Linked DNA regions of Homo sapiens: all the other regions are linked to region 3. Evidence: chromatin loops called from intact Hi-C (ENCODE). Cell type or tissue: MCF 10A. All regions are shown on one strand. Region 1 overlaps LOC105370194 (a long non-coding RNA gene). Region 2 overlaps SIAH3 (siah E3 ubiquitin protein ligase family member 3). Region 3 holds the start of LOC105370191 (a long non-coding RNA gene).

Evidence for each region. Peaks named below come from ENCODE experiments on the same cell type or tissue, not always from the same donor. Only the 100,000 strongest peaks of a DNase experiment are listed, where the experiment ranks them.
Region 1: it touches region 3 in a loop (4-fold over the local background); 3 of 110 quality-filtered maps call a loop at or near these places.
Region 2: a loop joins it to region 3, with 7 times the contacts of the local background. A loop is called at or near these places in 1 of 110 quality-filtered maps.

What each region holds. Positions count from the first base shown.
Region 1 is chr13:46,315,709-46,319,708 of GRCh38, forward strand. LOC105370194 (a long non-coding RNA gene) reads right to left here. Exons shown (of 3, transcript XR_941946.4): 2 at 1,337-1,515. Among named protein-coding and RNA genes, the nearest start is that of LINC00563, 20 kb to the left of the region's middle. RefSeq lists an enhancer at 3,682-4,000. In MCF 10A, a CTCF peak has its summit at 1,660; no DNase peak of the experiment used is centred here.
Region 2 is chr13:45,805,353-45,809,352 of GRCh38, forward strand. All of the region lies in intron 1 of SIAH3 (siah E3 ubiquitin protein ligase family member 3), which reads right to left. Among named protein-coding and RNA genes, the nearest start is that of SIAH3, 44 kb to the right of the region's middle. In MCF 10A, a CTCF peak has its summit at 2,364 (motif pointing right); a DNase peak (open chromatin) is centred at 2,369.
Region 3 is chr13:45,927,456-45,931,455 of GRCh38, forward strand. LOC105370191 (a long non-coding RNA gene) reads left to right here and starts at 3,221. Exons shown (of 3, transcript XR_941938.3): 1 at 3,221-3,334. In MCF 10A, no CTCF peak of the experiment used is centred here; a DNase peak (open chromatin) is centred at 1,596.

The sequences.
Region 1 (4,000 bases), 390 kb after region 3:
TGAGGTATGTGGAAAAACAAAATACTATAGGCAAGGAGGTTAAGAAAGTAGAAGGCAGGGTGGGGGCAGTCACCCACATGGGTGAAGGGTCTGGACAAGCCTAACAAGTTGCTTGTACAGCAGTCACGTTGGTTGACCACAGAGCCACCTTTCCCACCACCTACCACACCTGCCACCTGATCCAACTCTGACTCCTAGTCTTCAGCTTCCACGAATGAATGGGAGTTCAGATAGGTAAGTAAGCCTGAATGGTAGCATGCATAAACTTCAAGAGGCAGCATTGTGTGAGGGGACAAACACACTGGCCCCAGGTGGGCAGGAGGCTAGGCAGTGGGCCACGTGGTCTCTTCTCATGGGATTTCACATCGGCAGTGAGCTTCCTAAACTCACAAATGGTATGTTTATATTCCTTTTTTGGGAATGGTGACAGAGATGAGCCTCATGCCTGTATCTGATACAGGGCCAAAGCATGATGGCACACACAGGTGTAGAAACCTAGAAGAAGATAAAAGCAGGAGAAGTCAGGCCCAGAAACTCTTAGAATACAAGGGGACCCCTTGAGGGGTCACAGGTCCTGAGAAGGAGGTACCTGTTTAGACTAACCATGCCTGTGATAAGCAGAGGGTGTCTTAGTCTGTTTGGGCTGCTATAATAAATACCATAGATGGGGTGACTTATAAGCAAGAAACATTTATTTCTCACAGTTCTGGAGGCTTGGAAGTCCAAGATCAAGGCACTGGCAGATTCCATGTTGGGTGAGGGCCCATTTCCTGGCTCAAACATGTTGCTTTCTAGCTGTGTCCTCACATGGTGATATAAATGGGCAAGGCAGCTCTCTAGAACTTCCATTAAAAGCACACTCATCTCATAATCACCTACCAATGACTTCACTTCCTGGGAATTGGCTTGTGACCATTGCCTTGTGGGTATAACATATGAATTTTCAGGGGACATAAACATTATATATCCATCAGATATAACCTCTCATTTGTCCAAAAAGGGAACTGGGTCTCAAAGAGGTTAAATAATTTGCCCAAGATCATTCACTTGCCAAAATGGCAGGAGCAGGATTTGAACGTAGGCCCACTGGACTCCAAACATGTGATCTTCACCATTCACTGGCAACAAGAGGAGGAAAATACTTCCACTGAGTTCTAAAGGCTGAGTAAAATTATCCAGAAAAAGGAAGAGAAGGTAAGAGGTGGAGGAAGTGGTACCAGGCAGAGGGAGCCCAGGAATGAGCAGAGCCAAGAATGTGAGAGAGTATGATGTGTCCAGGTACCTGCAAAGGCCACACACAAGACCACTATGTTCCCAACACAACACATGTTCTCACCTCCAAGCAAGTGAGCTGTTCCTTCCTTCCAGAATTCCTCCCTGTCAGCCTTTAGGTCAATAACTTTTCCTTGTTCTTCAAAATTTATTTCAAGTGTTAATTTTTCCAGGTTTTCTCAAAGGCCTAGGAATTGGCTAGGGGCTCTTTGCACTCCAGCAAGGTGTTGGTCTGCATTTTCCCTGCAGGAGAAAGATGAGAGAATTTAAGAAGCTGTGTCTCCCTGTGCATAAAAGGATACAGCCTCACTTCTATGAGGTTCCTTCCAAGAATATAACATGATTGCCACCATGAGGAAACATCAGGAAAACCCAGATTGAAGGATCTACTACAAAATAACTCATCTCTCAGAATCATGAAAGAAAGAAAAATCAAGGATTTGACCCACATTAAAGGAGATTAAAGGGTTATGACAAAAAATGCAATGTGTGATTTTGAATTAGAAGTGGCAAATTTTGAATTAGAACACAAGTGGCAAATTTTGAATAATGTATATATTTTTAAAAACATAATACTATCATATCAATGTTAATTTTCTGATTTTGATCACTGAAGTCTCACTGTGTAAAAGAATATCCTTATCTTTCAGAAATACCCATTGAAATATAAAAATATTTGGAGGTAAAGAAACTTCATTTCTGCATCCTAGACTCACACATCTCAGAAGTACAAATATGCACACACACACATACACACACATAGAGAAGTTCACACGAATGTGAACATTTGTACTACCCAAAGCAATTTAAAGATTCAATGCAATCCCTATCAAAATATCAATGACATTCTTTACAGAAATAGAGAAAAAAATTCTAAAATTTGTATGGAACCACAAAAGACTCTGAATAACCAAAGCAATCCTGAACAAAATGAACAAAGCTGGAGACATCATACTACCAGATTTCAAACTATGCTACTAAGCTGTAGCAACAAAACAACATAGTACTGGTGTAACAACAGACACATAGACCAATGGAATAGAATAAAGAACCTGGAAATCAATCCATGTATCTACAGCCAGTGGATTTTTGACAAAAGTACCAAGAACATTGACTAAGGAAAGGACAGTCTCTTCAACAAATTGTTCTGGGAAAACAGAATATCCACATGCAGAAGAAAAACTAGAATCCTACCTATCACCCTATATAAATATCAACTCAAAATGGATCAAAGACCTAAATGGAAGACCTGAAACTATAAAACTACTAGAATAAACAATGGGGAACCACTTCAGGACATTGATCTGGGAAAAGATTATATGAATAAGATCTCAAAAGCACAGGCAACAAAAGCAAGAATAAACACCAGAGATTATGTTACACTAAAAAGCTTCTGCATAGAAAAGGAAACAATCAACAGAGTGAAGAGACAGTCTACAGAATGGGATATAATATTTGCAAACTATTCATCGACAGGGGTTAATATCCAGAAGATACAAGTAACTCAAACATCTGAACAGCAAAAATTCATCTAATTCAACTAAACAATTCAATTAATAAATGAGTAAATGATCTCAACAGACATTTGCTCAAAAGGCATACAAATGGCCAACAAATATATGAAAAAATGTTTAACATCACTAATTTCCCTGATGAGGGAAATGCATATCAAACTCACAGTGAAGCATCATCTCACCCCAGTTAGGATAACTATTATTAAAAAGACAGAAAATAACAAATGCTGTTGAGGATGAGGTGAAAATGGAACTCATATACACTGTTGGTGGGAGTGTAAACTAGTCCAACCACTGTGGAGAACAGTGTAGAGGTTCCTCAAAAAACTACAAACAGAACCACCATATGATCCAGCAGTCTCACTACTGGGTATTTATTCAAAGGAAAGGAAATCAGTATATTGATGAGACATGTGCACTTCCATGTTTATTACAGCACTTTTCACAACAGCCAAGATATGGAATCAATCAGGTGTACAACAGCAGATAAAGAAAATATGGCACATATACGTAATGGAATACTATTCAGCCATAAAAAGGATGAAATCCTGTCATTTGTGGCAACATAGGTGGAACTGGGGGACATTATATTAAGTGAAATAAGCCAGAAACAGAAAGTTAAATACCACATGTTCTCACTCATGTGTGGAAGCTTAAAATGTTGATCTTACAGAAGTAGAAAGCAGAACAGAGAATACTAATAGCTGGGAGAAGTAGAGATAAGGGAGTGATGGGAAGAGATTTGTTAAAGGATGCAAAACTACAGCTATACAGGAAGAACAAGCTCTAGTGTTCTATACCATTGTAGAATCACTGTAGTTAACAATATTGTTTCACATAGCTAGGATGATATTAAATGTTCCCAACACAAAGAAATAATAAATGTTTGAGATGATGGATATGCTTATTAACCCTGATCTGATCACTATATATTACATGTATCGCATCATTATGTGCCCCCAAAATATATACTATTATGTGTATTTTTTAAATTAAAAACAAATCAGTCAATAATAAAGAATATCAGCAGTACCTTCAAAGGTCTGGAGTACCTCTCCCTGATCCTGTCTCCCACCCTCCATCTGTGACAACCACTATGTTGCATTATGTTCATCATTCACTTGCTTTGAAAAACAAAAACAAAAAACGTTTCTACCACCTATGGGTAGATCTCTAGTGTAAACAACGTAATGCTTGGCTTTGTCTGTGAAATT
Region 2 (4,000 bases), 120 kb before region 3:
ACAGCACGATACTGGTATAAAAACAGACCATAGACCAATGGAACAGGATAGAGAACCCAAAAATAAAGCTGCACAATTACAATAATCTGATCTTTGATAAAGTTGACAATAACAAGCAATGGGAAAAGGACTCCCTATTCAATAAATTGTGCTGGGATAATTAGCCAGCTATATGCAGAAGAATGAAAATGGACCTCTACCTTTCGCCATATATAAAAATTAACTCAAGATGGATTAAAAACTGAAATGTAAGACCTCAAACTATAAAAATCTTAGAAGAAAACTAGGATATACCATTCTGGACAGTGGCCTTGGCAAAGAATTTATAACTAAGTCCCTAAAAGCAATTGCAACAAAGACAGAAATTGACAAGTAGGACCTAATTAAACTAAAGAGCTTCTGCACAGCAAAAGAAACTATTAACAGGCTAAACAGACAATTTATAGAATGGTAGAAAATATTTGCAAACTATGCATCTGACAACAGTCTAATGTCCAGAATCTATAAGAAACCTAATTCAACAAGCAAAACCAAATAACCCCATTAAAAATGGGCAAAGGACATGACAGACACTTCTCAAAAGAAGACATACATGTGACATACAAATATATGAAATAATCCTCAACATCATTAATCATCAGAGAAATGCAAATCAAAACCACAATGAGATGCCATTTTGTCCCCATCAGAATGGCTATTAAAAAGACAAAAAATAACATGTTGATGAGGTTGTGAAGAAAAGGGAACATTTATATACTGTTGGTGGAAATGTAAATTAGTTCAGCCACTGTGGAAAGCAGTTTGGAGATTTCTCAAATAATTTAAAACAGAACTACCATTTGACCCAGCAATTCCATTATGGAGTATATATGCAAAGGAAAAGACATTGTTCTACCAAAAAGATAAACACACTCATATTTTCATCACAGCACTCCTCACAATAGCAAAGACATGGAATCAACCCAGGTCCCCATCAATGGTGGACTGGATAAAGAAAATGTGGTACATATACACCATGGAATACTACACAGCCATAAAAGTGAATCGAATTATATCCTTTGCAGCAACATGGATGGAGCTAGAGGCCATGATATTAAGCGAAGTAATGCAGGAACAGAAAACCAAATACCACATGTTCTCACTTACAACAGGGAGCTAAACATTGAGTACACACGCATATAAAGATGGCACCAATAGACATTGGGGACTATGAGAGTGGGGAGGGTGGAAGGAAGACAATGGTTGAAAAAGTATCTATTGCGTGCTATGCTCACTACCTGGATGACAGGATTATTCATATACCAAGCCTTAGTGACACGTCATTTACCCATGTAACAAACCTGCACATTTACCCCCTAAACTTAAAAGCTGAAGAAAATAAATAAAAATTTAAAGGTATGTGAATTTTATTTCAATAAAACTGTTACACTAATAGTAAAAGACAGAAACTTCCTTAACAAGTAGACTGACATTTTTAGTGGGTACACTCTGGAAGCATCACTGAAATCAGAAACAAACCATGAATGTTCACTATATTACTGTTATTTAACATTCCACAGGAAGTAGCCAATGCAATTTGATGGGAAAAAGAAATAAAAGGTATAAAAGTTTGGAAATGAGAGAACCAACTGGAAAAAATCATAAAATTTGAAGAATTCAGTAAAGCACAAATTTAGTAAATACAAATCAATAATTTTCACACTTTCAAATAAGAAGTAGCTGTTCATATTAAAAATAATACCTTGGAATAAATTTTATAGGAAACAGTCACAGGCTATAAGAAAAAAACGTAAAATGCTACAGAAGAACTCTAAGAAAGAATTGAATAAATAAAAGTATCATCTATTCAATACGATGATTCACTGTTATAAATATGTTGACATTCCCTAAAATTAACAAGATTGTAATAAATACACCAGAATACTAAAAAAAAAAAACTCAAGTGATTTAAAAAGTTTATATGAAAAAATAAATGTGCAATTATAGTCAGATTGCTGAAAAATAAATAGTTATGAAGGAGACTATTCAATAAAATTGTAAAACATAGAATAAAGCTACAGTATTAAAACATGGTGATTCAAGTGCATGAGAAAACAAAGCAGATTGTTAGAACAGCACAGAGAACCAAATACTTATAGTTCTATTTATTAGATTTAGTAGAGCAGGAAGTTTAGCATTGTATATTATTAGAGAAAAAAAAATCCCCTACTCCTACTGAGTTTTTAAATCTGTATTCCCCATTCGTCTAGAGAGGCATAGAAGCAAGAGAGAACTTAGGGACCTAGAGAAGACTCAGTGTAAAAAAGTCAGGACACAGCAGCAATTTGCTGTGACCAATGACTGGACACCAGATGGCAGCAAGGACTCTCAGTGGTGTCAATATGGATGGATGACAACAGCTAGAAAGAATGCCCTCCAAATCGAATCATTGACATTGCATATGCCCAGTAGTGTATTAGCTCACAAGAGCTAATTGTTGAAGTTTTAGAAATTTTGTGAGCTGATTGTTAAACACAGCCATTGTTAAAATTAAACAAACAGAATTAAATAACTTATATTAACAACCCAGGTAGTAAATACTCAAAGCTCATTACTTCCTAAATATTTTATTATATTTTGCTATTAAATGTGTTCTTGAGGTTGCTTACATATCTGTAAATCTGTATTTGTATCTGTATCTATATGGTAGAAATACTAAAAACCTCTTCCCAACTTCATGTGCGGTGATGTTGTGTTGGTAGCTTAAAATTAGTCATGGTGGGAATATTTACACCATGGAAACTGGCAAATGCTATAAATCAGGGCTTGATTTTCTGTTTTGTTGATTTTCTAGAGTAGACTGAAGAAAGTGATGAAGAAAATGTTAATAAGGGCAAACTATACCTAAAAGTGTCCTGGTATATAGGTGTTACTTTGTGTTAAACAGCACAAAAAATTACAGAAATAGTCTTTTAGTATCCTAAGACTATTATCCAACTCAGCAAATAAATAGTTCACGTCACTGAGCAGTGAGTGATAATCTGACATTTATCTTTGTTGTTTCACTTTTATCTGTTAACATAAAAGAAAACATCAACCAACATTCATATTTAAGTCACACACATTCATCAATGACATGGTGACTTTTTCTATGAACTAGATAGCCAACATAGTCTAATTTTGTTAAACAACGGCTGAATTGTAACTGTAGGTTGGCTACAGATACAAGAGTTCAACAAAACCAATAAATACATTCTGTGTAGTTATATGAAATTTAAAATAAAGAATATTGTATATTTTGTTATTATTTGTAAATTGTATTACACATACTTTATATCAGTAAAATTTATAATAAACTTATGTCCATATGTACGTGCATACTTTTATCTACCAGAACATTACTTCATAGGCCCCCCAAAACTTGGACTCAACACTGGGCACAGTAGGGAATCTCCATCCTGGTTAAAATTAGGTTTCCATTCTTGATGGAATGGGAACCAGAATATATATTAAATTCAGTTATAGAGAAAAGAATGTTATATCTATTGCACATCTCAAATTATGAATATGTTTAAGACTTGTACCCATTTCGCATCTGATAAGGCAAAGTAAACCTAAAAGCTAAACAAGGAGGCTCTGAGGCCTCCATTTTCGCCTTCGGCAGTACATCCCACACAGTGAATGAGTGGGCTTCCAACCCTATTGTAACAATATTGATGATCCCTGCCTGGTCCTGACTCATAAAAGAAGTTGATGTGGGTCAATGACTCCTGAAGTGGACATAAATCCTGAGGCTGCGCTGCATAACCTCTGAACTTTCAGTGACTGCTGCCTCAAGGTAATTGCCTAAGCCTCTAGGACTTAAGGTGGGGAGAATGCGTGTGTTGGGGGCTCCGCAGAACTGAGACCTTTAAATGGACTCTGTAAGTTTTGTTCCACCCTTAAGGCTACACCAGAAATTTATAGACTGTGGTCTGGAAATCATTACACGTGCTAGACATGTTTTTGTGTCCACAAATCT
Region 3 (4,000 bases):
AGAGTCCCCAGGCCCTTTCCAGACAATCCTGCTAATTTCCACAGAAGATGACAGGACAATTTCATGACCCCCAAAGGAGGCAGCATGAAGTCACGGAAAGATTAGGAGCTGTGGGGTGAGGTGGGCTCAGATCCCAGCCCCATTCCCAATCACCATACCATAAAGGTACAATCTTCAATGGCAGGTAACCACTGAGTAAAGCAGATTGCTTTTATGATAGGAATGGGCCTAGTCTAATCTGTTGAAGGCCTAAAGAGACCAAAAGGTGGAGAAAGAGAATTTGCTCTCTCTGCTTGACTGTCTTTGAGCTGGGACATCGATCTTCTCCTGCCTTTAGACTTGAACTCAGACTAAGACTTATACCACTGGCTCTCCTGCTTCTCAGGCCTTTGGGCTTGGACTGAAACTGACACCACCGGCTCTCCTGGGCCTTCATCTTGCTGACTGCAGATCCTGGGACTTGCAAGCCTCCAAAGCCCTGCGAGCCAATGCCTTACGATAAATCCCTTTGTATAAAGGCTCCATCGCCTGTTGTTTCTGTTTCTCTGGAGAACCCAGACTGATATAAGCAGCTAACATTCCTTGAGCTCTGATTTGCCAGACGCTGTGGTAAATGCTTGCCAAGCAATTCTCAGGTAACCCCTACCTCCACCAGATGAGAGAAGCACCATTGTTCTTCTTCCCTCAGAGATGGTAATGACCTTTCCTAAAATCACCAAGGTAGTGAATAGTAGAACTGGAATTCGACACTAAATCTGCCTGACTCCAAAGTACATTATTCCATACCACTCTGGGCTCTCCATTTTACCGAAGCCCAAGGCACTGATCTCCCTTGAAACTGTCAGCCACCTCTACCCAGCTGCTGGCCCACAGTCCCACCTGCCCTTACAGCGCTCTGTAATTCATTGACTCACCAAGTGCTGAGCATGGACTAGTGTGCTCCGCCACGTGCAGGGCACTGGGTGTGTAGTAATGAGCAGTTGTACATAGCTCCTGCTCTCTCAGAGCCCACAAGAAGGAGTCCTTCCTTCAAGGGAAGAAGATGTTAGTTGCACAGGCAATTGCTGCCCATATGATAAGGGATGGAGTGATGTGGAAGTACAGAGCATAGGAAGCACAGAGCTATTTGGAGGAAGAACAGCTGCAGCGAAACCTAAAGAATGAGAAGGTGTTTAAGAGGCGAAGAATAGACTCTTTGGAGTCAAGAGGTGTATGAATGTGTTCAAGTGATGGTTTGTAATTCTATTAACTACAACATGCCCTTCTCTGTGAGATATATATATATATATATATATATATATATATATATATATATATGTATTTGTAGTTGATGTTGCTATGTAAAAATATTTTGTTAAGGCTCCTTTTCAGTAGTATAATCTACCTATATACATAATTTTTAAAAACCAGTATAAAATCCCAATTGTAATATAAAGGGGAAACAAAAGGAAAGTAGTTTCAGTAAAATAATCTGCATCTCCATATGCAATCGCTCAAGCATAACCACACTAGTGTAGTGAAGTAGACAGAAGTTAGCACCTCTCAGTGGAATTATAGTGAATGTGATGGTCACGTGTTATGTTGGCAACTCAAATACCATGAGCAGCATTGCCAACATTGCTGTGAATTTCATAATGATTAACAACCTTGGTAATCATCCAAATAAAACAAACTATAAATCTTTCTTTGATTTACAGAGTTGTTGCATCCCTGGAAATCTTAGCTTGTGCAAAAAAACCAAAAACCAAAAAGCTTTGTGTTTATATGTCCAATGGAGTTTGCACCCCTGTTTTACAGCCACCTGGGGCCCAGACAGGGACTGTGAGACTCAGATTATTATAACTAATTTTTCACCTATCTAATGTCTGTTGGGACATTCAAAATGATGCAGGTCATGGGATAATTCTTTTGTTGTGCTGGACTGCTTCGCTCTGGCCAATGTGGGACTTCCACGTTCTTCATGCCCAACGCACTCTATGTGGTAGCACCTCCTCCAATCAATGTGGCAAAGAGTCCCTCAGATTTTCCAGAGGGTCTTTTAGGAGTGGTAACTGCCCCCCTTAGAGAAACACCAAGCTAAGGAAGCTCTGAAGCAAAGGTGTCTAAAAAAGAAATAAAATAAAATAAATGAAACCATTGAAATTAACTTTAATAATATAATTTATGTAACCCCATATATCCAAAATTCTTTCATTTCATACACATAATCAATATAAAACATCATTAAAGATATTTTACATTTTTTGTACTGTCTTTGAAATCCAGTGTCTATTTTTTGTGGGGGGAGGGGTCAGGGTCTCCCTCTGTTGCCCAGGCTGGAGTGCAGTGGTGCCATCATAGTTCACTGCAGCCTCGACCTCCTGGGCTCAAGAAATCCTCCCACCTCAGCCTCCTGAGTAGCTGGGACTACAGGCACATCCCACACTATACTGGCTAATTTTTTATTTTTTGTAGAAACAGAGTGTCGTTATATTGTCCAGGCTGGCCTCAAACTCCTGGCCTCAAGCAATTCTCCCACCTTGGCCTCCCAAAGTGCTGGAATTACAGGTGCGAGCCATCTCAACTGGCTTCAATATGTGTGACTGTACATGTGTGGCACATCTCAGAGGAACCTGTTTCAGACACTCAGCAGCCGCAGGTGCTGGAGGCCGCCATATTGGATAGTGCCACTCTAGAAAGTATCTGGTCCCTTTCTTCAGCACAGGGCTTCTTTTTGAACACTCAGTTTCCCAGAACTTTTATACTTAGGAAAACACAGACTCAGGTTTTCTAGACAGGTACTTGGAAACCAACCCACAGACTGTGATCCCAAGATGCAGCGGACACACCGTTCACAGCCAGCCACAAAGCAGCGAATGCAGGGCTACATCACACTGCCAGCTCCCTGCTCCTAGTCACAGAGCCGTGCCGAGTCACAATTAACTGCTGATAACCACACACGGCTGAGTGCTGGCTGCAAATTGAAGGCCCCCTTGAAAATGCTGGAAACAGATGTTCTGTAGACTCTGACCTCTCATCATTAATTTTAGAATTTAAATGCCTGTTAATTTCCCCCCTTTTATTGCTGAGCTCCACACAGCAGCATGCTCAATGTCAATGGGAGCATCCGTTGGGGGCATTCCATCTATCAAATCTGAAGGTCACTGGAAATCTGGGAGCTCAGAGGAGGAAAGAAGGACCAGGAGCAAGGAGAGGGGGCCCTTGGGCACACAGGGTGAGGCTGAGAAGAGGCTCCTCTGGCTACAACTGAAGCCTGAGCAGAGGAGATGAGCACCCACCTACCTGCCCTTGTCCAGTGCATAGAGAAAAGAAGGGGTTTGGGGAGGAAACATAGGTGAGTGTGAGAAAAATCAAAAGCAGTGATCTGAGGGAGTCTCACTCACTCCCCACATCTGACACCTTCCTTTTGCCATCTGATGACCTAAAGTGGCTTATCGGGAGCTAGTACCCAGAGAGAGACAACACACAGACTTTGGAGTCAGAAAGACCAGGTTCAAGTTCTGTTCCTCTTACTTTCTAGCTGAGAGACATTGGGCACGCACATACACTGAGCCTCTGGTGGCTTGGGTCAGGAATGGGGATAAGGTCGCTCATTCAGCTTTATGAGAAGGTCACAGTATGATGATAGATATAGTGCCTATATCTATCTATCGATAGATATATCTATCTATCGATAGATAGATATAGCTTGGTACACAGCAGGGACTTAATAAATACCCATTCATTCTCCCTTTATCGCCTATTCTCAATGCCATAGTTGATGAGGATGATAGAATTTACAGTGGCTGGTGATGATGACTTTAGAGGTCTCCCAGAACCATCCTCCAGGAAATGGAAGATGTTTTGAGCCCAAAACTTTTAGGGGAAGAATCAAAGCAACCTCCTTATTAGACCAGAGACTGACTCCAGCACTCCATCACGGGGCCTAGCCTGCTGGCCGGCTCAGGAACATTTCATGCCGGCCCCTGCTAGGTGGCCCTGAGGGAGATGGGTTCTTGAT